3 separate regions of the Homo sapiens genome follow, and all the other regions are linked to region 1. The links are chromatin loops, found by intact Hi-C in ENCODE. Cell type or tissue: CD4-positive, alpha-beta T cell. All regions are shown on one strand. Region 1 holds the start of SLC25A6 (solute carrier family 25 member 6). Region 2 holds the start of PPP2R3B (protein phosphatase 2 regulatory subunit B''beta). Region 3 holds the start of CRLF2 (cytokine receptor like factor 2).

Region 1 (8,000 bases):
ATCCACCCATTATCCATCCATCCATCCATCATCCATCCATCTATACATTATCCATCCATCTATCCATTATCCATCCATCCATCCATTATCCATCCATCCATCCATTATCCATCCACCCACCCATTACCCATCCAATTATCCATCCATTCCAGAAGCATTTGCCGATCGAGCACATCCATCCATCCACCCACCCATTCATTATCCATCCATCCATCATCCATCCATCCATCCATCTATCCATTATCCATCTATCCATTATCCATCCATCCGTTATCCACTCACCCATCCATCCATCCATCCCAGAAGCATTTGCCAAGCACATCCTGGGAGCCAGGCCCAAGCAGGCGGGCATCCTCCTGGCTCTGAGAGGAGCTTGAGCAGAGCCCACAGACAGCACCACCCTGCTGGCGGGTCACCAAGCCACCAAGCCAGTGCAGGCTGAAGGCTGAGCACACAGAGCACCGGTCTCAGTGTCTGGACATGGTTAGCCGTCCCCACCCGCATGGAAGGAAACTTCTTCTCTCCCCTAAGACAGGCTTTGCAGACTTGGAAAGGGAACGCCGTGTTGCAGGGCTCAGGCCTGGAGCCCCGGCCAGAGCAGATGCGAGCCAGCCTCATCTGGAAATAGCAGCTCTGGTCCCGGCCTCGCTGAGGCACTGAAAACCAGCACCAGGGCCCCGTCCAGCCCGGCCTCGCTGAGGCTGGGAAACAAACACAGGTCTGTAAGGCGCAGCTCCCCAGCAAACTCCCCACCCCTGCCCAGCACCCACAGCGCTCCTGGCCTCTGTCCTCTATTCCAGGACCCCTGTAGCGAGCCTGGCTTGGTCCTGGGTCCTCAGGGGACACTGTCCACCCCCGCTGCCCTGGCAGAGCCTCAGGAATGTGCTTGGTCTCCACAGCCCTCCCCACAGCAATGTCCCAAGGTTAGACCTACCCATGCCTCAGTGACTTCTGAGACACCCGTCCCGCCGCCCAGCAGCCACTCCAGCCTCCAGAGCTGGCCCCAACCTCCAGCCCCAGGCTGAGCCGCCCTCCCCAGAGGTCAGGAAAAGCCTCAGGCAGGGCTCACAGCTGCACCCAGGAGTCACCCAGGGTGACCCCGCTCTCTGGGGCGGGTCACTCCTGCCCACCCACAGCCGGGGACTGTCATTTTCTCAGTACACAAAGGAGAGAAAGGAAAAACAAGAGCGAGAAAGACACAGGGAGAGAAAAGGAAGAGAGAAGGAAAGAAAAAAGAAAGACACAGGGAAAGAAGAGGAAAGAAAAGAAGGGAGGAAGGAGGGAGAGTGGGAGGAGAGGGAAAGAAAGGGAGAGACAGGGAAAGGCAGGAAAGGGAGAGATGGGGAAAGGCAGGAAAGAGAGAGGCAGGGAAAGGCAGGAAAGAAAGGGAGAGACAGGGAAAGGCAGGAAACGCAAGGAAGCAATGGGAAGGGAAAGAAGTGAAAAGGAAGGCGGGGAGGGAGGGACGGGAGAAAGGGAGGAAAAGAGCAAAGGAGACAGGGAGACAGGAAAGAAAAAGGGGAGGGAGGCAAACGGGGAACGGGAGAAAAAGAAAGGAAGGGAGAGGGAATGATGGAGAAAAACAGGAGGGAGGGAGGAGAGAAGAAAAAGGAAAAGGAGGGAGGAGAGAGGAAAGAGGCAGGGAGGTAGGATAGAAAAAGACGGAGGAGAGAAGAAAAAAGAAAAGGAGGCGGGACGCAGTGGCGCACGACTGTAATCCAGCACTTTGGGAGGCCGAGGTGGGCGGATCACCTGAGGTCAGGAGTTCAAGACCAGCCTGGCCAACATGGTGAAACGCCATCTGTCCTTAAAAAAAAAAATAGCCGGGTGGGGTGGCTGGCACCTGTAATCCCAGCTACTTGGGAAGTTGAGGCACAAGAATCTCTAGAACCTGAGAGGCAGAGGTTGCAGTGAGCTGAGATCACGCCACTGCACTCCAGCCTCGGTGACAGAACAAGTCTCCATCTCAAAAAAAAAAAAGGAAAACAGGGAGAAAGGGAGAAACAGAGAGGAAGGAAAGAACAAGACAGGAAAGAATAAAAGGAAGAAGAAAAAGAGAGGCAAAGGGAGAGAGGAAAAATGAAAAAAAAATTAAAAAATGGAAAAGAGACAGCTAGGCGTGGTGGCTCACACACCTGTCATCCCAGCACTTTGGGAAGCCGAAGTGGGCGGATCCCCTGAAGTCCGGAGTTCGAGACCAGCCTGACCAACATGGCGAAACCCCGTCTCTACTAAAAATATAAAATTAGCTGGGCGCGGTGGCGCATGCCTGTCATTCCAGCTACTTGGGAGGCTGAGGCAGGAGAATCGCTTGAACCCGGGAGGCGGAGCTTGCACTCCAGCTTGGGCAACAAGAGCGAAACTCTGTCTCAAAAGAAAAAAAAAACGGAAAAGAGAGAGGGGAGAAAGGGACGAGAGGAAGGGAGACAGGAAATAAAGAGGAAAAGGAAAAGAGAGGGAAGGAGGGAAAGGCAGAAAAGGGAGGAAGGGAAGGAAAGAGGAAAAGGGAAGGAGAGACGGAAAGAGGGAGAAAAAAGAGGGAGGGAGCAAAGAAAAAACAGAGGAAGGGCGGAGGGAGAAAAGCAGAAAAAGGAAGGAAAAAAATGAAAAAGAGGGAAGAAACGTAGCAAGAAAGGAAGGAGAAAGGGAGAGAGAAATGAAAGAAAAAGGGAGGGAGGGAAACGAAGGCAGAGACGGAAAGACGGAGAAAAAGGAGGGAGGCGGGAAAGCAGCAAAAAGCAAAGGCAAGCAGGGAAGGAAGAGACGGGGAGAAAAGGGCGGGCGGGAGAGAGCCGGGAAGGGAGAGGAGGCGGGAGGAGGGAGGAGGGAGGCGGGAGGGAGGGAGGAGGGAGGCGGGAGGGAGGGAGGGAGGGAGGGAGGAAGGGCGGAGTGGGAGGTCGCGAAGGAGGACCCCGGCCGCAGCCCCCGCCGGGCAGACACGGGCACAGACACGGGGAAATAGGGGAGCCCGGGCGGGTGGGCGCGGCCCACGGAACCCCCAGCCCCGGCGCGGAGGGCACCGCGGGGTCAAAGAACGGAGGCCCAGAGAGATCCCCCCCCCACCAACCTAGGCCGGGCGCGGAGGGCGGCGCGGAGTCACGGATCGGCAGCGGGACTGAGCCGCGCCCACGTGGAAGCCGCCGCAGGCTTCGCGCGGGGCCCCCCGGGTGCACGCGGGCAGGGGCCGGGGTCTCCCGACGCACGACCCCGGAGAGTGTTGAAAGGGTCGGAGCTGCCCGGAGGTCAAGGGTCAAGGGTCGGGGGTCGGGGCACCACATGTCGCACATCCCGGCGGGGTCGCCGCGGCCTCCGGGAGAAAGCGGACGACGCACTCGGAGCGAACTGGGCATCAGGGTGGGCTTCTGACTCCGCAGCTGCCCTCCCGCCCGCTCGGGTACTGGCAGCGGCCTGACCTTCACAAGGTCAAGGCTGCCGCGGAACCCCCAGCGGCCCCTACGGCGCATGGGCGGGGCCTGGCTCCCGGCATACCTAGGGGTGCGGGGCGGGACGTCTCCGGGGAGCGCAGCCAATGGGCGCGGTTCGCTGGAGTGCGGGGCGGGACGCAGCGGGATTCCCGGCAGCCCTCAGAGGCGAGGCACGCAGGCTGGTGTGGGGCGGGGCCTGGCGGCGCAGCCAATGAGCGCGGCGCGAGGAGGCGCGGGGGCGGAGAGTGGGCGTGGCGTCGGCGTCTTAGCGGCTGCGCGGTGGCTGCTCCGTCCTTTCGGTCCAGGCGGCGGCAGGGCTGAGCCAGCGACGCCCTCCATTCACTCTCCGCGCCCGTTCTCCGGCTGTCCTCCCGTTCCGCTGCCCGCCCTGCCACCATGACGGAACAGGCCATCTCCTTCGCCAAAGACTTCTTGGCCGGAGGCATCGCCGCCGCCATCTCCAAGACGGCCGTGGCTCCGATCGAGCGGGTCAAGCTGCTGCTGCAGGTGGGGACGCGGGCGCGGCCGCTCCGGGGACTAGGGGACGGGAACCGAGTGGCCGGGTCGGGCGGGGACGTGGGCAGCAGAGCCTTGCAGGCGGGCGCCGGAAGTGGAAGGCCGCGATCGCTTTGTCCACGCGCCGCCGGCTTCCGGGGGCCGCGTCACGTGACCGCTGCTGCAGGGCGTGGCGACGTCCACGCGTGCGCACTGGGCCCGGCGGGCGGGGGGAAATGCGGCACGGATTGGAGGGCGCATGCGCGCTGAGCAGGGCCCATGGACGGACCCTGCGGCTGGCGGGCCTTGACCTTGAGCTCAATCCTGCGGGTCCCCCGGCTGGGACCAACCCTTCCGGTGGATGCCTGGCAGGTGTCTGCTCTTGCTCCCTCCACCGTGAAGGGTAATTCTAAGGCCAATAGGGCAACGAGCCTGCCCGCAGGTGTCCTGGAATAACCAGGATATGGTTATTGGTGGTTCTTACCCCCTTCTTAGCTCATTTGTGCAATTCTGATCCAGAGCAATGCATTTTTTGTCTTTTGGGAGAGGCTTATAGAAAGTAGCATGATGCCTAGGAACATTGCCGCCAGGACGTCCTTGCTAACGTTGTACTCCGAGTGACAGCTCGGTGATGGGAATGAATAGGCTTGGCTGCAAGGACAGGTCACGCCCGCGATCCCAGCGCTTTTGAGAGGCCCGGGGAGTATTGCTTGAGGCCAGGAGTTTGAGAGCAGCCGGGGCCACACAGCAAGACCTCACCTCAAAAAAAATTATTTTAACTTAACGAAGCAGGACGTCCCAGTGCATTGAGAGGCCCGGAGAGGATCGCGTGAGCTCAGGAGTTTGAGACCAGCCTGGGCAACAGAGCAAGACCGCATCTCTAAGATAATTTTTTAAACCTAGTACAGGGTGGCGTGTCCCGGGAGTTTGAGACCAGCCAGGACAACATAGCAAGACCCCATCTCTAAGAAAATTTTTAAAACTTAGCAGGCGGGGTGTCCCCGCACTTTGAGAGGCCCAGGGAGGATCGCCTGAGCTCAGGAGTTTGAGACCAGCCAGGGCAACATAGCAAGACCCCGTCTCTAAGAAAAAGTTTTAAACTTAGCAGGGCGGGGTGTCCCAGCACTCGGAGAGGCCCAGGGAGGATCGTTTGAGCCCAGGAGTTTGAGACCAGCCAGGGCAACGTAGCAAGACCCCGTCTCTAAGAAAATTTTTTAAACTTAGCAGGGCGGGGTGTCCCAGCACTTGGAGAGGCCCAGGGAGGATCGTTTGAGACCAGCCAGAGTAACATAGCAAGACCCCACATCTTAAAAAAACCTTTTTTTTTTTTTTTGAGATGGAGTCTCTCCCTGTCGCCCAGGCTGGAGTGCAGTGGCACGATCTCGGCTCACTGTAGCCTCCGCCTCCTGGGTTCACGCCATTCTGCCTCAGCCTCCCTAGCAGGCACCTGCCACCACACCTTGCTAATGTTCTGTATTTTTAGTAGAGACAGGGTTTCACCGTGTTAGGATGCTCTTGATCTCCTGACGTCGTGATCCACCCACCTCAGCCTCCCAAAGTGCTGAGATTACAGGCATGAGCCACTGTGCCCGGCTTAAAAAATTTTTTTAAACTTAGCAGGGCGGGATGTCCCAGCGCTTCAAGAGGCCCAGGGAGGATCACCTGAGCTCAGGAGTTTGAGAGCAGCTTGGTCATCGTAGCAAGACTCCATCTCTAAAAGTAATTTTTCAACTTAGTGGAGCTTGATGGTTGTGCATCTGTAGACCCGGGTACTCGGGAGACTGAGGCGGGAGGATGGCTTAATCCAGGAGTTGGAGGCTGCAGTGAGGTGAGATCGCACCACTACACTCAAACCCGGGTAACAGCATGAGACCTTGTCTTTTTAAAAAAAGAAAGAGCCGGGTGCGGTGGCTCACGAGGTCAGCAGATCGAGACCATCCTGACTAACATGGTGGAACGCTCGTCTCTACTAAATAAGCAAAAAAATTAGCCGGGCGTGGTGGTGGGCGCCTATAGTCCCAGCTACTCGGGAGGCTGAGACAGGAGAATCACTTGATCACCCCATTGCACTCCAGCTTGGGCAACAAGAGTGACTTGTGTCAAAAAAAGGATGCACCCTGTAGCTGGGATGTTTCTGGGTGGTTGGCCCTGGGTCTGGTCTGAACACCCTCTGCGTCCCCCAGGTCCAGCACGCCAGCAAGCAGATCGCCGCCGACAAGCAGTACAAGGGCATCGTGGACTGCATTGTCCGCATCCCCAAGGAGCAGGGCGTGCTGTCCTTCTGGAGGGGCAACCTTGCCAACGTCATTCGCTACTTCCCCACTCAAGCCCTCAACTTCGCCTTCAAGGATAAGTACAAGCAGATCTTCCTGGGGGGCGTGGACAAGCACACGCAGTTCTGGAGGTACTTTGCGGGCAACCTGGCCTCCGGCGGTGCGGCCGGCGCGACCTCCCTCTGCTTCGTGTACCCGCTGGATTTCGCCAGAACCCGCCTGGCAGCGGACGTGGGAAAGTCAGGCACAGAGCGCGAGTTCCGAGGCCTGGGAGACTGCCTGGTGAAGATCACCAAGTCCGACGGCATCCGGGGCCTGTACCAGGGCTTCAGTGTCTCCGTGCAGGGCATCATCATCTACCGGGCGGCCTACTTCGGCGTGTACGATACGGCCAAGGGTACGTGTGGCTGCCATCGCGAAGTCCCAGAGACGGGCTCAACACACAGACGTTCCCCCAGGGTCCTGTGGGCTGAAGGTCTGAGATAAGGTGTGGGCAGGGCTGGTTCCTCCTGCGGCCTCTCTCCTGGACTTGGAGACGCCGTCTTCTCCCTGTGCCCTCACAGCATCATCCCTCTGTGTGTGTCTGTGTCCTCATCCTCTCTTCTTATGGGATGTCTTAATCCATTTCAGGCTGCTATCACAGAATACCATAGACTGGGTGACTATAAACAACAGACATTGATTTTCCTACAGTCCTGGAGGCTGGAGGTCTGAGATCCAGGTGTGGGCAGGGCTGGTTCCTCCTGCGGCCTCTCTCCTAGGCTTGTAGATGCCGTCTTCTCCCTGTGCCCTCACGGGGTCGTCCCTCTGTGTGTGTCTGTGTCCTCATCTCCTCTTGTTATGAGATGTCTTAATCCATTTCAGGCTGCTATCACAGAATACCATAGACTGGGTGGATTGTAAACAGCAGACATTGATTCTCCCACAGTCCTGCAGGCTGAAGGTCTGAGACCAAGGCATGGGCAGGGCTGGTTCCTCCTGAGGCCTCTCTCCTGGGCTTGGAGATGCTGTCTTCTCAGGCTTTTTCCTGTGTGTGTGTCTGTGTCCTCATCTCTTGTTATGAGATGTCTTAGTCCATTTCAGGCTGCCATCCCAGAACACCATAGACTGGGTGACTTAGAAACAACAGACATTGATTCTCCCACAGTCCTGGAGGCTGGAAGTCTGAGATCCAGGTGTGGGCAGGGCTGGTTCCTCCTGAGGCCTCTCTCCTGGGCTTGGAGACTCCGTCTTCCCTGTGTCCTCACAGGGTCGTCCCTCTGTGTGTGTCTGTGTCCTCGTGTCCTCTTCTGATGAGATGTCTTAGTCCATTTGAGGCTGCTATCACAGAATACCATAGAGTGGGTGGACTGTAAACAACAGACATTGATTCTTCCATAATCCTGGAGTCTGGAAGTCTGAGATCAAGGTGTGGGGCAGGGCTGGTTCCTCCTGAGGCCTCTCTCCTGGGCTTGTAGACGCCGTCTTCTCCCTGTGTCCTCACAGGGTCATCCCTCTGTGTGTGTCTGTGTCCTTATCTGCTCTTCTTATGAGGTGTCTTAGTCCATTTCAGGCTCCTAAAACAATACTATAGACTGGGTGGCTTATAAACAGCAGACATTGATTCTCCCGGAGTCCTGGAGGCTGGAAGTCTGACATCAAGGAGTGGGCAGGGCTGGTTCCTTCTGAGGCCTCTCTTTTTGGCTTGTAGACACCGTCTTCTCCCTGTGTCCTCACAGGGTCATCCCTCCGTGTGTCTGTGTCCTCATCTCTTTTTAGAAGGACACTGGGGTCGTAGGATCAGGGCCCACCCTACTGGCCTCCTTTA
Region 2 (8,000 bases), 1.0 Mb after region 1:
TCCACTTACGTTTTATTTTGCCAAGCAGGTGGCAGCGGGCGCCGCTCGGGACAAAAGGGGCGATGTGTGAAGGGTTTTTGGTTTCTGGAAGATGGATGAGGACACAGCCTCAAGGAGTTATGAAGAGGCAGGAAAACCTCTACAGCAAATGTTCCATCCTCTCCTTTGCCGGTTTTGGACGAGGTATCTGTGAGAGTTCCTGGCCTCTTACTGCCACAGTTACGGTGGTTTCTTTTTTTGGGAGGGAGTCTCGCTCTGTCACCCAGGCTGGAGTACAGCAGCGCGATCTCGGCTCACTGCAACCTCCGCCTCCACCGGGTTCAAGCGATTCTCCTGCCTCAGCCTCCCCAGTAGCTGGGATGACAGGTGCACGCCACCACATCTGGCTAATTTTTGGATTTTTAGTACAGATGGGGCTTCACCATATTGGCCAGGCTGGTCTCGAACTCCTGACCTTGTGATCCGCCCACCTCGGCCTCCCAAAGTGCTGGGATTATAGGAGTGAGCCACCACTCCCGGCCCACGGTTAGAGTCTAAACTGTGCACGCTGCCTGGAGTCCCCACCTCTCCTCACCTGAAATATGCACTCGGAAATGTGTTTCCAAAACCTGCAGAATGCAGACCCACACTACTTTCCTATTTATTTATTCATTTTGAGACAGAGTCTCGCTCTGTCGCCAGGCTGGAGTACAGGGGCATGATCTCTGTTCACTGCAAGCTCCGCCTCCCGGGTTCAAGTGATTCTCCTGCCTCAGCCTCCCGAGTTGCTAGGGTTACAGGTGCCCGCCACCACGCCCAGCTAATATTTGTATTTTTAGTAGAGACGGGGTTTCACCACGTTGGCCAGGCTGGTTTCGATCTCTTGACCTCGTGATCCACCCCTGTCGGCCTCCCAAAGTGCTGGGATGACACTGTGCTCGGCTGGGTTTTTTGTTTTTTTTTGTTTGTTTGTTTTGTTTGTTTGTTTTAAGTCATCGTGCGGAATGCAAGCGGCAGATATAAACTTGATCCCTCTTTGACCTCTCACTGCACGCACCTAGCTGGGAGCTTTGGGTCGGCGCAGGACCAGGGAGATCCTACTTGCCAGGTGCTTCCTCTGAGGCATCTCCAGGTCTGGAGCTTTAGTGTTCGATCAACCACCCAGGTCTGCGGGGCGAAGGCCGACTGAGATCCAGAGCATGTCATACAGTGGGTGAGTTTGCATTTCTGAGCAGCTGCAGGTGGGGCAGAGGCTGCAGAGGCTGTGGCCACACAGGAGACCCGGGCTCAGGTGGATGAAGGAAGGAGCTTCTCTCCCTCTACAACCGTTGTGGCTCCCTCCTTCCTCACCTCCCTGGGAAGCGCTGACCCAGCTCTTTGTTCCTGGACCTACATCCCACAGAGGAGCAGAGTCTTCCGGAATCTTCCTCGCTACTCTTCCCTCCCCATTCTCGCTTTTTATTTTATTTTTATTTTTATTTTTTCGAGAGGGAGTCTCGCTCTGCTGTCCAGGCTGGAGTGCAATGCTGTGATCTCGGCTCACTGCAACGTCTGTCTCCTGGGTTCAAGTGATTCTTCTGCCTCAGTCTCCCAAGTAGCTGGGATTACAGGCACCCGCCATCATGCCCAGCTAATTTTTCTATTTTTGTAAAGACGGGGTTTCACCATGTTGGCCAGGCTGGTCTCGAACTCCTGACCTCAGGTGATCTGCCTGCCTCAGCTTCCCAAAGTGCTGGGATGACAGGTGTGAGCCACCACGTCTGGCTAATTTTTGTATTTTTGTAGAGACGGGGTTTCAGCATGTTGGTCAGGCTGGTCTCGAACTCCTGACCTCAGGTGATCCTCCCACCTCAGCTTCCCAAAGTGCTGGGATAACAGGTGTGAGCCACGATATCTGGCTGCTTTTTAAAATTTAATGCTTTTAGGGACAGAGTCTTTCATTCCTGCCTCGGCTGGAGAGCGGTGGTGAGATCTCGGCTCACTGAAGCCTCAACCTCCCAGGCTCAAACGATCCTCCTACCTCAGCCTCCCGAGTAGCTGGGACCACAGGCACACGCCAGGATGCTCAGCTAATTTTTAAATATTCTCTAGAGATGGGGCTCGCCATGTTGCCAAGGCTGGTCTTGACCTCCTGGGCTTAAACAATCCTCCTGCCTCGGCCTCCCAAAGTGCTGGGATGACAGGTGTGAGCCACCATGCCTGGCTAATTTTTGTATTTTTGTAGAGACGGGGTTTCACCATGTTGGCCAGGCTGGTCTCGAACTCCTGACCTCAGGTGATCCACCACCTCGGCCTCCCAAAGTGCTGGGATGACAGGTGTGAGCCACCGTGCCTGGCTAATTTTTGTATTTTTGTAGAGACGGGGGTTTCACCATGTTGGCCAGGCTGGTCTTGAACCCCTGACCTCAGGTGATCCACCGTCTCGGCCTCCCAAAGTGCTGGGATGACAGGCATGAGCCACTGCAATCTCCCGGCCTGCCCTCACCTTTCTCTCCCCAGGACAATTCTGGTGGCCACCCACCACCCCTGCAAGACGGACAGACCCGAATGGGCAGGGCGTCCATCCGGCTGTGGAGCAGCTTGGATAATTGCAGCTGGCCACATCCCAGCAAACTCTGCAACACCTCAGGCCCTGCCAGCCTTGGGGGCCCGACAGCACCTCTTTGTTCTCCCAGAGCAAAGCCTGCACGGAGTGGGCCCCCGGGCCCCAGCGCAGACTGAAGGCGCATTCTGTTTCTGCCCTGAGTTGATTTCTGTCCTGTTGGCCCTGGGCCTCACTACACTGTGCCCCAGTAACCTGGCAGAGAAAGGCCTCTTGTGCAGGCATTCAAAGGAAACCCTTTCCCCTCAAAACTGCAGTGATGCTTCCAACAGTGACTCGCAGCTCATCGAAACACCCAGAATGAAAAGCACGTTTGTTCCTTGAAAAGACGTCTGTGTCCGATACATACTCAAACAGAGAACTGTATTAATATATTCACTTCCCTCCAGAAATCACAGCATCGCACACACACACAAACGGTTGCTTCCCAATTAGGAAAAATAACTTCACAGAATTCCTGCGTGATGGCGCTCTTCTGACCAAGTACACTCGGATTTTTATATCCAATCACGAAACACAAACTGAAATTCAAATCATTATGTACACAACACAAAACTATCGTTTATGAGTGATTTAAATCGGGTGCGGTGGCTCACGCCTGTAATCCCAACGCTTTGGGAGGCAGAGACAGAGGCAAAGGCAGGAAGATTGCTTGAGGCCAGGAGTGTGAGACCAGCAACACCTCGTCTCTATAAACAATAAAATTAAAAATGAGCCAGGCATGGTGGCGCATGCCTGTTGTCCCAGCTGCTTGGAAGGCTGAGGTGGGAGGATCGCTTGAGCCAGGAGATCAAGGCTGCACTCAGCTAAGATCGCAGCCTGGGTGACGGAGCAAAACCCTGTCTCATACGAACAAAAAGAGTTATTTAGGCCGGGCGTGGTAGCTCACGCCTGTAATCCCAGCACTTTGGGAGGCCGAGGCGGGTGGATCACTTGAGGTCAGGAGTTCGAGACCATCCTGGCTAATACGGTGAAACCCTGTCTCTACCAAAAATACAAAAATTAGCCAGGCGTGGTGGCGGGCGCCTGTAATCCCAGCTACTCGGGAGGCTGAGGCAGGAGGATCCCTTGAACCCGGGAGGCGGAGGTTACAGTGAGCTGAGATCTTGCCATCGCACTCCAGCCTGGGCGACAGAGCGAGACTCCAACTCAAAAAAAAAATAAAACTAAAAAAAGAGTTATTTTTTTTTTTTTTGAGACAAAGTCTGGCTCTGTCGCCCAGGCTGGAGTGCAATGGTGTGATCTCAGCTCACTGCAACCTCCACCTCCTGGGTTCAAGCAATTCTCCCGCCACAGCCTCCCGAGTAGCTGGGACTACAGGCACACGCTACTATGCCCGGCTAATTTTTCTATTTTTAGTAGAGATGGTGGGGGCGGTTTCACTATGCTGGCCAGGCTGGTCTCGAACTCCTGACTTCGTGATCTGCCCGCTTCAGCCTCCCAAAGTGCCGGGATTACAGACTTGAGCCACCGCGCCCGGCCAAGGGTTACTTATTGAGTCTGGCTCGATTTATGCAGCTCAGAAGTAGGAGAACCTGGCTCATAAAAGACCTTGAAATTACTCTCTAACAGGGTGCAACACCAGGTGAAACCCTATTTTGATAAAAAATGAATAAAAAGCGGGGCAAGATGTAAAGGAAACAGGTGCATGTGTGCCAGACAGATGATAATGCAGTGTTTTTATGGATACTGTTAAAAGCAGAAACAAAAACGACCATTGGGTAAAGTTATTTAACTAATGTCACCTCCCTGGACGTGGATGATTTTTGCAATTTTCAACGCACTTCACGCTCATCCCTGAACACCAACGTTTAAAGGGGTCCAACTCCTCCAACCTGTCTCTACTGTTTGATAAGCAAAGCTAAAGTAAACGGGGCCCTTTGGGTCCCAGGTAGCCCGCTGTTATTGAAAAGTTTGATCTTTTCCTCGCGCGCTCCCGTAGGACGCACGCTCGCTCCCGAGCTCGGCGGGCGCGCACCCCGCATGCTCGCTCGTTCCCGGTGCCTCCCACTGCGCAGGCGCACTCCCGTCCTCCAGCCCCACCCGCTCACACACCTCCCAGCCTCTGGCTTGCGCCCCGCGGGCAGCCATTGCGCACGCTCACCCGACCGGCCTCCCGAACTCCGCTCCTCCACCGCTATGCACGGCGCATGCTCCATGCGGAGGTTCCACCCTCTCCTCGCTCTGGCAGGCACGCATTGCGCATGCTCGCATTTCCGCAGCTCTAGGACTGCCACGCCGCCATGGGCCGCGCCTCTAAAAATCCTAAACGCAGAAAGAGCTCGGGCGGTACGGCCGCCACAGCCCCTCCCTCGTCCTCACCGCAGCCGCTCGGCCCCACCAAAGCCTCCTGCAAAAGCTCCGAGGGCCGCGGGGCGCGCGTGGCTAGCGGCGGCGTCGCCTCGTGATGACATCGTCGCGATGACGCGACGCAGTGACGTGAACGCGGGCGCCCTTGTTTGGGAGCGCGGCCGGCGCGCCCGTTTTGAAGCTGCCCTGAGCAGCGCGGGCCGGACCGCGCCCCCTCCTCGGTCCCCGCGCCCCGCGAGTCCGCGCAGTTCCCGAGGCGCGGGCCCTGTTCCCTGCGCCGCGCCCCCTCAGCGGGCCGTGCTCGCATCACCGAGGTCGGTCCGGGGCGGACCGAAGCCCCCGGGGCGGGGCGGGGCGCGGGCGTCCGGGGGCGCCGCGGGCCCAGCCCCCGCCATGCCGCCCGGCAAAGTGCTGCAGCCGGTCCTGAAGATGAAGGTGGACGAGCTGTTCCTGTACTGGCTCAGCGAGGCCAGCACGCAGCGGATGCTGCAGGACTGCCTGCGCCGGATCAAGGCGCCCGGGCGGGACCAGCCGACCCCGGGGGACGGGGAGCAGCCCGGGGCCTGGCCCACAGCCCCGCTCGCCGCCCCCCGGCCCAGCGGGCTCGAACCCCCGGGAACCCCCGGGCCGGGCCCTGCGCTGCCCCTGGGCGCCGCCTCCAGCCCCAGGAACGCGCCCCACGTTCGAGGCACCCGTAGATCCGCAGGGACGAGAGTAGTAAGTTACTCTTCCTTCTGCTAACAACTGCGCAGGTGGCTCTGGTCGCATAGTGGGCGTGTGGCTGCGCGATGGAGGCTGGTGGGCGAGCGTCAGACCCCAAAACGGTTTCATATTGAGTCTGTTCCCCGCCCCGACCCCCCCCACCACACACATACAGACAAGAAAGTCCCACGTACTGAACATTCCGTCATTGACAGTTGTTAACCTAAAAATCACACAATTTATAAAGGTAGAAAGGCTTCCTATTTTATTTTATTTTATTATTTTAATTTGTTTTAATTTTGAGACAGAGTTTTGCTCTGTTGCCCAGGCTGGAGTACGATGGCGCGATCTTGGCTCACTGCAACCTCTGCCTCCCAGGTTCAAGCGATTCTCCTGCCTCAGGCTCCCGAGGAGCTGGGACTTACAGGCACGTGCCACCACGCCTGGCTGATGTTGTATTTTTAGTAGAGACTGGGTTTCCCCCATGTGGGCCAGGCTGGTCTCGAACTCCTGACCTCAAGTGATCCTCCCGCCTTGGCCTCCCAAAGTGCTGGGATTTCAGACGTGAGTCACTGCGCCTGGTCCGTTTTTTATTTATTTTACAATTCTTTGGAGACAGGGTCTTGCTCTGTCTCCTAGGCTGGAGTGCAGTGGCGCAAACACAGTTGGACTTCCTGCCTCAGCCTCCCCAGTAGCTGGGATTACAGGCGTGCACCATCACGCCAGGCTAATTTTTGTTTATTTATTTATTTATTTATTTTTGCAGAGACGAGGTCTTGCTATGTTACCTAGAGTGCTCTGGAATTCCTGGGTCCAAGCAATCCTCCCGCTTCGGCCTCCCAAAATCCCACTGTATTTCTTAGAAGAAACGCCATTTATTTCATAGAAGGTGATTATACACCGCAGGTGAGAAGCGCAGCCTCTGGCTAATGTACCTGTAATCTCAGCTACCCGGGAGGCTGAGGCAGGAGAATCACTGGAACCCAGGAGGCAGAGGCTGCACTCCAGCCTGGGCACCAGAGCAAGACTCCATCTCAAAAAAAAAAAAAAAAAAAAAAAAAAGAAAACTAAAAACAAGCACTTGGAGGGAAGAAAAGATGAGACGGGAATTTATGCTGAGTGGGTTGGCCAAGTGTATATATTCAAGAAGTTATAGGAAGAGCTATGGATATTCACCAAGGGTGTCCTGACGCATGGGTATTGAACAAACATGCATGTTACCTACTCCCGAGTTCACCTTGGAGCGGAGACTTAACATTTAAATGCATTATGGTTAGGCCCCCTAGGTCAAAAGGTGAAGCAACTCTGCAGCCTCTGTCAACCGGCCAGAACCAGTCCGTGGTGAGTAGTTACCAGGATAAAGTGATTGCAATCAGTTTTTTTTTTTTTTTTTTTTTTTTGAGACAGATTCTCACTCTCACCCAGGCTGAGATGCAATGGTGCAATCTCAGCTCACTGCAACCTCCGCCTCCCGGGTTCAAGCGATTCTCCTCCCTCAGCCTCCCGAGTAGCTGTGATTACAGGCGCACACCACCACCCCCGGCTAATTTTTGTATTTTTAGTAGAGGCAGGCTTTCACCTTGTTGGCTAGACTGGTCTCAAACTCCTGACCTCAGGTGATCCACCCGCCTCAGCCTCTCAAAGTGCTGGGATGACAGGCGTGAGCCACCACACCTGGCCTGGAATCAGTCTTTTCCCAGTCAAAGCTGTAGTTACGGCTGGTGGAACAGAGGGGTCTGTTCATCAGGATCTGACAGGAAGCTGCAGGTGTTTTAATATTGTTTATATTGGTCAGGCATGGTGACTCACGCCTGTGATTCCAGCATTTGGGAGTTGGAGGCAGGCAGATCACTTGAGTTCAGGAGTTCGAGACCAGCCTGGGCAACATGGCGAAACCCCATCTCTGCTAAAAATACACAAATTAGCCAGGCGTGGTGGCGCACCTGAAGTCTCAGCTACTCAGGAGGCTGAGGCAGGAGAAATGCTTGAAGCTGGGAGTCGGAGATTACTGTGAGCTGAGATTGCACCACTGCTCACCAGCCTGAGCAACAGAGGAAGGCCCTGTCTCAAAAAAAAAAAAAAAGTATATATATATATATAGAGAGAGAGAGAGAGAGAGAGTCTTCTTGCGTGCGCGAGCTTGAGGCCAAGATAAGCAATAGAGAAAAAGAAAAACATCCTTTATTTACTTCTTGAATCTCAAAAACGAGTTTCTGCAGAGGTCTCTAGTGAATAACCTAAAAGGACATTTAGCTGCTGGAGAAAAAGAAATGCTTTGGCAGTTGGAACTGTAGTTTATTCTTTAAGTGTAGGCGGTGTGTGACTTAACCCTCACCTCAGGTGGCCCTTGGTCTTGTTTGCCACAGAGTCTGTTCTGTCAGTCTTACGATGTTGATTTTAACCTTTT
Region 3 (8,000 bases), 180 kb after region 1:
TTATGAGTCATGAGTGATCTGTTCGTTGTAGGTCCCTGAGGACCTCACTCTCCACTCCTGTTTCAGGCATGGGGCGGCTGGTTCTGCTGTGGGGAGCTGCCGTCTTTCTGCTGGGAGGCTGGATGGCTTTGGGGCAAGGAGGAGCAGGTAATTATTTAAACACCCTCTTCTTGTTGTATTTTGGTTTGTGGTTTGCTTTGCAACCAGGCACTCTTTATTTTGTAAAACTTAAACAATGAGCATGGAGGTTTCTTTCTTCTTTTCTTTTTTTTTTTTTTTTTTTTCCGGGTTCAAGCAATTCTCCTGCCTCAGCTTCTCAAGTAGCTGGGACAAAACATATTTATAAGTAAATACATGAATATTAAGTATACTTATTGCTCCCGGAATATCCACTGCTTATATGAGCTTTCGGTGGCCAGAACTAGGAACTGTATGTGTGCGTGTGTGTGTCTATCTATTGATTGATTGATTGGTAGATATATTCATTTTTAATCTATCCATCAATGTATCTCATCTATCTTTTCCCATTAATCACCCATCCATCCACTATCCATCCATCTATTATTCATTGATCCATCCACTAATATATCCATCCACCCATCTATCAAACGATTCATCCACTCATACATTCACCCACCCATCAACCCACCCAGCCATCCGTCCACCCAACCTTTCATTCACTCATCCATCCATCCACCATCCACCCAGCTGTTATCTATCCATCCTCCCATCCACCCATCTATCATCCATCCATCCATCCATCCACCCATCCACCCATCCATCCACCAATACATCCATCCATCCATCCACCCATCCACCCATCCATCTACCAATACATCCATCCATCCATGCATTCACCCACACTTTTATCCACTTATCCATCCATCCATCCATCCACCCATCCATCCACCAATACATCCATCTATCCATGCATTCACCCACACTTTTATCCACTTATCCATCCATCCATCCATCCATCCACCCATCCACCCATCCATCCACCAATACATCCATCCATCCATGCATTCACCCACACTTTTATCCACTTATCCATCCATCCATCCATCCACCCATCCATCCACCAATACATCCATCTATCCATGCATTCACCCACACTTTTATCCACTTATCCATCCATCCATCCATCCACCCATCCATCCACCAATACATCCATCTATCCATGCATTCACCCACACTTTTATCCACTTATCCATCCATCCATCCATCCATCCACCCATCCACCCATCCATCCACCAATACATCCATCTATCCATGCATTCACCCACACTTTTATCCACTTATCCATCCATCCATCCATCCATCCATCCATCCATCCATCCATCCACCCATCCACCCATCCACCCACCAATACATCCATCTATCCATGCATTCACCCACACTTTTATCCACTTATCCATCCATCCATCCATCCATCCATCCATCCACCCATCCATCCACCCACCCACCCATCCATGTACACATCTACGTATCCATCTATCCATGCATCCATCCATCCATCCATCCATCCATCCATTCACCTATGTATCTGTTCATCCATTTATTTATCCACTGACTCACTCATCCACCCACCCATCCTTTCATCCACTTATCCATCTATCCATCCATCCACCAACACATCCATCCACCCACCCATCAAACCATCCATCCACCTATGCATTCACCCACACTTTCATCCACTCATCCATCCATCCATCCACCCATCCATGTACACATCTATGTATCCATCTATCCATGCATCCATCCACCCATCCACCCATTCACCTGTGTATCTGTTCATCCATTTATTCATCCATCCACTCACCCATCCACCCACCCATCCACTTGTCTTCCACCTATACACCCACCTGTCCATTGATTCATCCATCTACCTACCCATCCCTATCTATCTGTGTCTGTCTGTCTAACTATTTCTATCATCATCTATATAATTCTATCTATCTAACATTACCATTTATCTATCTATCTGTATCTATCTATCCTCCAGATACCTCCACTTAGAACCCAACATGACAAGGTTCACTGTACCCCATCTTTCCAAACCTGTAACTGACTTCTTTGACAGTGAGAGACTTGGCCGGGCGCTGTGGCTCATGCCTGTAATCCCAGCACTTTGGGAGGCCGAGGTGGGCGGATCACAAGGTCAGGAGATGGAGACCATCCTGGCTAACACGGTGAAACCCCGTCTGTACTAATACAAAAAATCAGCCGGGCATGGTGGCAGGTGCCTGTAGTCCCAGCTACTTGGGAGGCTGAGGCAGGAGAATGGCATGAACCCGGGAGGCAAAGCTTGCAGTGAGCCGGGATCGCACCACTGCACTCCAGCGTGGGCGACAGAGCGAGACTCTGTCTCAAAATAAAAAAAAGAGACTTGGCTTTCATTATGCAAAATATCATTACATGTTTGCTCAATTCTAAAATATTTCCATTGTCCCTGTTCGGAATTACAAACCCAGACCTCTTGAAACATCAAACCTACTGAAGTCTATGCAACCTTCCTAGCAAACGTAGAAAGTCTTCTTTACGGTTGGCCCATTTCTTTTCTTTTCTTTTCTTTTCTTTTCTTTTCTTTTTTTTTTTTGATAGGGAGTCTTGCTGTGTCACCCAGGCTGGAGTGCAGTGACACGATCTCGGTTCACTACAACCTCTGCCTCCTGAGTTCAAGCCATTCTCCTGCCTCAGCCTCCCAGGTAGCTGGGATTACAGGTACCCACCACCATGTCCAGCTCATTTTTTTGTGTTTTTAGTAGAGACGGGGTTTCACCATGTTGGCCAGGCTGGTCTCGAACTCCTGACCTCGGGTGATCCACCCGCCTCGGCCTCCCAGTGTTAAGATTACAGACGTGAGCCGCTGCACCTGGCCAGTCCATTTCTGAAGTTGGTGTGTGTGGTGTTTTGAGAAAGACAGTAAGGTGGATCGATGGGGACAGTTTCCGATGCCACCTTAGGTATCCACAGGGGATGTGTTGTTGGATACATGATTGATCTATACAGATACATCTGTGCATGGCACTAGTGGGTGAACTTACCTTTTGCAAAAACAAAAACAAAAGCAGCCGGGCGCGGTGGCTCACGCCTGCAATCTCAGCACTTTAGGTGGATGAGGCGGGCGGATCACGAGGTCAGGAGATCGAGACCATCCTGGCTAACACAGTGAAACCCCATCTCTACTAAAAGTACAAAAAATTATCCAGGCATGGTGGCGGGCACCTGTAGCCCCAGCTACTCGGGAGGCTGAGGCAGGAGAATGGCGTGAACCCGGGAGGCGGAGCTTGCAGTGAGCCGAGATTGCGCCACTGCAGTCCAGCCTGGGTGACAGAGTGAGAGTCTGTCTCACACAATACACTACACTACACTACACTACACTACACTACACTACACTACACTACAATACAATGCAATACAATGCAATACAATACGTCAGGCGCGGTGGCTCACGCCTGTAATCCCAGTACTTTGGGAGGCCGAGGCGGGTGGATCATGAGGTCAGGAGATCGAGACCATCCTGGCTAACACGGTGAAACCCCGTCTCTACTAAAAATACAAAAAATTAGCCAGGTGTGGTGACAGGTGCCTGTAATCCCGGCTACTCGGGAGGCTGAGGCAGGGGAATCGCTTGAACCCGGGAGGCGGAGGTTGCAGTGAGCCGAGATCGTGCCATTGTACTCCAGCCTGGGCAACAGAGTGAGACTCTGTCTCAAAAAGAAAAATAAATTTAAAAAAATAAAAAAATAGAGTTGCCTCACCGTGAACTTCATGCGTCTCTCTGTGTCTAGCAGAAGGAGTACAGATTCAGATCATCTACTTCAATTTAGAAACCGTGCAGGTGACATGGAATGCCAGCAAATACTCCAGGACCAACCTGACTTTCCACTACAGGTAAGTGGCCCCCAGAAAGCGAACCCCACGCCCAGGGGGCTCAAAATCGCTCTTCTGAGCCGTCAGCGATTGGGAATGCTTGAGAACAAAAGTGTAAAGCATCAGACTGTGCAAGCCGGAATGTTTGTTCTGTGAAACCCTCAGCCCTCACCACAACCACAATCTCATTGCCCCAAACCTTCTTGCCAAGGGATGGCTGACTCACTGTCAAAATCAACTACATTCTTTTTTTTGTTTGTTTTTATTTTGAGTCGGAGTCTCACTCCGTTGCCACGCTGGAGTGCAGTGGCGCAATCTCGGCTCACTGCAACCTCTGCCTCCCGGGTTCAAGCCATTCCCCTGCCTCAGCCTCCCGAGTAGCTGGGATTACAGGCACCTGCCACCATGCCTAGCTAATTTTTGTATTTTTAGTAGAGATGGTGATTCACCATATTGGTCAGGCCGGTTTCAAACTCCTGACCTCATGTGATCCACCTGCCTCAGCCTCCCAAAGTGCTGGGATGACAGGCGTGAGCCACGGCATCCGGACTGAAAATCACCTAGATTCTTCACGGGAGATTAACAGAGAGTTTTGTTCACCCAGAGCTCTGGGTGAACTTTAAGTCTTATCTGCTAGGCAGCCGGGGAGGGAAAGACTCAGTCTCTGAAACATTTCACAGCCTTACCCGGGGCTACCCCCAACCCTGTGTCTCCCTGATGTGACTTTATTTTTATTTTTACTTTGGCTTAGTTAGACACCCAGAAGTATGCGTACGAACATTGCAGGAAGGGTTTTTCCAATAAATTTAATCATGGGTGGATGATTCTTCAGTTTGATAACAAAAGAGATAAACGGCAAAGCGTACAGAACAGGGAAATTTTAAAACGAAGTTATTTGGAAAATAAGACTCACCGTTGGGAGACCGAGGTGGGTGGATCATCTGAGATCAGGAGTTCCAGACCATCCTGGCCAACATGGTGAAACCCCAACTCTACTAAAAATACAAAAACTAGCCGGGCGTGGCGGCAGGTGCCTGTAATCCCAGCTACTCAGGAGGCTGAGGCAAGAGAATCGCTTCAACCTGGGAGACGGAGTTCACGGTGAGCCGAGATTGCACTCCAGCCTGGCCGACAGAGCGAGACTGTCTCAAAAACAAAACAAAACAAAACAAAAACCTCACAAAAAGAAAAAAAAAAGTGCTGGATTTTGCACGTAGTTGCAGAATTCAGCTCAGTTTCTTCCTCTGTAAAAGGGGCAGTTCTTGGGGGGGGTGTTGGCTCATGCCTGTTATCCCAGCACTTTGGGAGGCTGAGGGGGGGGGGGGTGGATCACCTGAGGTCAGGAGTTCAAGACCAGCCTGGCCAACATGGTGAAACCTCGTCTCTACTAAAAATACAAAAAAATTAGCCGGGCGCGGGGGCGTGCGCCTGTAATCCCAGCAACTTGGGAGGCTGAGGCAGGAGAATCGCTTGAATCCGGGAGGCAGAGGTTGCAGTGGGCCGAGATCACGCCATTGCACTCCAGCCTGGGCAACAAGAACAAAACTCTGTTTCAAAAAACAAACGAACAAATAAAAAAACGGCCGGGCGCGGTGGCTCACGCCTGTAATCCCAGCACTCTGGGAGGCCGAGGCGGGTGGATCACCTGAGGTCAGGAGATCGAGACCAGCCTGGTCAACATGGCGAAATCCCATCTCTATTAAAAACACAAAAATTAGCTGGGGGTGGTGGTGCGTGCCCGTAATCCCAGCTACTCAGGAGGCAGAGGCAGGAGAATCGCTTGAACCCGGGAGGCAGAGATTGCAATGAGCCGAGATCGTGCCACTGCACTCCAGCCTCAGGGACAGAGCGAGACACCATCTTAAAAAAAAAAAAAAAAAAAAAGCCGGTGTGGTAGCTCACACCTCTCATTCCAGCAGTTTGGGAGGCCAAGGTGTATGGATCACCTGAGGTCAGGAGTTCCAGACCAGCCTGGCCCCAACATGGTGAAACCCTGTCTCCAGTAAAACTACAAAAATTAGCTGTATATGGTGGCAGGTGCCTGTAATCCCAGCTACTCAGGAGGCTGAGACAGGAGAATTGCTTGAACCCGGGAGGCAGAGGTTGCAGTGAGCTGAGATCGCGCCATTGCACTCCAACCTGGGCGACAAGAGCAAGACCCCATCTCTAAATAAATAAGACATGCTTTTTTGTTTTGTTGCTGAATGGTCATCGTTTTAAACCACAGATTCAACGGTGATGAGGCCTATGACCAGTGCACCAACTACCTTCTCCAGGAAGGTCACACTTCGGGGTGCCTCCTAGACGCAGAGCAGCGAGACGACATTCTCTATTTCTCCATCAGGAATGGGACGCACCCCGTTTTCACCGCAAGTCGCTGGATGGTTTATTACCGTAAGTATTGTAAAGCCAGCTCACCATGCTTTTCAGTACTTCCTTCAGCTTATTACCACAAGGACTGAAAACCAAGCTCATGCAAATCGCCGGATCCATGATTACCGTTAACTATTGAGAAGCAAGCTCACCATGCCTTTCAGTACTTCCTGCAGCTTATTACTGTAAGTAACGAAAAACCAAGCTCCAGCCAGTCGCGGGATCAATGATTCCCGTAACTATTGAAAAGGAAGCTCAGCATAGTTTTCAGTACTTCCTTCAGCTTATTACCGTAAGTACTGAAAAGCTCACGTAAATCGTCGGATCCATGATTACCGTAATAATTGAAAAGCAAGCTCAGCACGCTTTTCACTACTTCCTTCAGCTGATTACCGTAAGTACCGAAAAGCAATCTCATGATAGTCGCTGGATCAATGATTACCGTAACCACTGAAAAGCAACCCAGCCTACTTTTCGCTACTTCCTTCAGGTTATTACCATAAGTACTGAAAAGCTCATGCAAATTACCGGATCCATGATTACCATAACTATTGAAAAGCAAGCTCACCATGCTTTTCGTACTTCCTTCAGCTTATTACCATAAGTACTGATAAAGCAAGCTCATGCAAGTCACTGGATCAGTGATTACCGTAGCTATTGAAAAGCAAGCTCACCATGCTTTTCAGTACTTCCTTCAGCTTATTACCATAAGTACTGAAAAGCAAGCTCTAGCAAGTCGCAGGATCAGATTCCCGTAACTATTGAAAAGCAGCCCAGCATCCTTTTCACTACTTCCTTCAGCTTATTGCCATAAATAAAAAAGCTCATGCAAATAACCGGATCCATGATTACCGTAACTATTGAAAAGCAAGCTCAACATGCTTTTCAGTATTTCCTTCAGCTTATTACCATAAGTACTGAAAAGCAAGCTCTCGCAAGTCGCGGGATCAATGATTACCATAACAATTGAAAAGCAAGCTCAGCATGCTTTTCAGTACTTCCTTCAGCTGATTATCATAAGTACCGAAAAGCAAGCTCTCGCAAGTCGCGGGATCAATGATTACCGTAACGATTGAAAAGCAATCCCAGCACACTTTTCAGTACCCCTTCATCTCCTTACCTTCAGTTACTTTCAGTTAAGTTCTGAAAATCAAGCTCATGGACCATTGGCCACTAGAGCCCGGTGCCCAGCTCCTCACTCCAAGTGGGAAGAAACCGGCCTTCCAGGAAGTTCCCTCTTACACGCACACTGGTTGGGGATTGAATCTGCCCCCAGTGGGGAGACCAGATGACCCCGGGAGACTGTGATTTAAGGGAATGAATTAAAGGCGGGGCGCGGTGGCTCACGCCTGTAATCCCAGCACTATGGGAGGCCAAGGCGGGCGGATCACTTGAGGTCTGGAGTTCGAGACCAGCCTCACCAACATGGTGAAACCCCATCTCTACAAACAAACAAACAAACAAAAAATTAGCCGGGCTGGTGGCGCATGCCTGTAATCCTAGCTGTTCGGGAGGCTGAGGCAGGGAAATTGCTTGAACCTGGGAGGCAGAGGCTGCAGTGAGCCACGTTGGTGCCACTGCACTCCAGCCTGGGCGATTTATAAATTCATTATTTAAAAATAAATAAGGCCCAGGGTGGTGGCTTACCCCTGTAATCCCGGTACTTTGGGAGACCAAGGCGGGCGGATCACTTGAGGTCTGGAGTTCGAGACCAGCCTTGCCAACGTGGTGAAACCCCGTCTCTATTAAAA

Evidence for each region. A loop is a pair of places that touch in the nucleus more often than their neighbours do. Peaks named below come from ENCODE experiments on the same cell type or tissue, not always from the same donor. Only the 100,000 strongest peaks of a DNase experiment are listed, where the experiment ranks them.
Region 2: a loop joins it to region 1, with 10 times the contacts of the local background. A loop is called at or near these places in 3 of 110 quality-filtered maps.
Region 3: a loop joins it to region 1, with 4 times the contacts of the local background. A loop is called at or near these places in 6 of 110 quality-filtered maps.

What each region holds. Positions count from the first base shown.
Region 1 is chrX:1,387,831-1,395,830 of GRCh38, reverse strand. SLC25A6 (solute carrier family 25 member 6) reads left to right here and starts at 3,718. Exons shown (of 4, transcript NM_001636.4): 1 at 3,718-3,932; 2 at 6,104-6,590. The coding sequence starts at 3,822. It overlaps LOC124900597 (serine/arginine repetitive matrix protein 1-like), which reads right to left and starts at 3,823. Exons shown (of 5, transcript XM_011546186.2): 1 at 3,600-3,823; 2 at 3,068-3,489; 3 at 283-701. The coding sequence starts at 3,823. RefSeq lists enhancers at 3,218-3,820, 3,264-3,858, 3,859-4,454. In CD4-positive, alpha-beta T cell, a CTCF peak has its summit at 3,803; DNase peaks (open chromatin) are centred at 3,570, 4,130, 5,081, 6,387 and 1 weaker place; H3K4me3 peaks cover 2,748 bases; H3K27ac peaks cover 1,281 bases.
Region 2 is chrX:383,976-391,975 of GRCh38, reverse strand. PPP2R3B (protein phosphatase 2 regulatory subunit B''beta) reads left to right here and starts at 5,069. Exons shown (of 13, transcript NM_013239.5): 1 at 5,069-5,608. The coding sequence starts at 5,285. In CD4-positive, alpha-beta T cell, no CTCF peak of the experiment used is centred here; DNase peaks (open chromatin) are centred at 4,695 and 5,595; H3K4me3 peaks cover 1,842 bases; H3K27ac peaks cover 1,040 bases.
Region 3 is chrX:1,204,703-1,212,702 of GRCh38, reverse strand. CRLF2 (cytokine receptor like factor 2) reads left to right here and starts at 54. Exons shown (of 8, transcript NM_022148.4): 1 at 54-147; 2 at 3,795-3,897; 3 at 6,104-6,270. The coding sequence starts at 69. RefSeq lists enhancers at 6,494-7,341, 7,004-7,507, 7,342-8,000. In CD4-positive, alpha-beta T cell, no CTCF peak of the experiment used is centred here; DNase peaks (open chromatin) are centred at 4,062, 4,502 and 6,612; H3K4me3 peaks cover 3,054 bases; H3K27ac peaks cover 1,059 bases.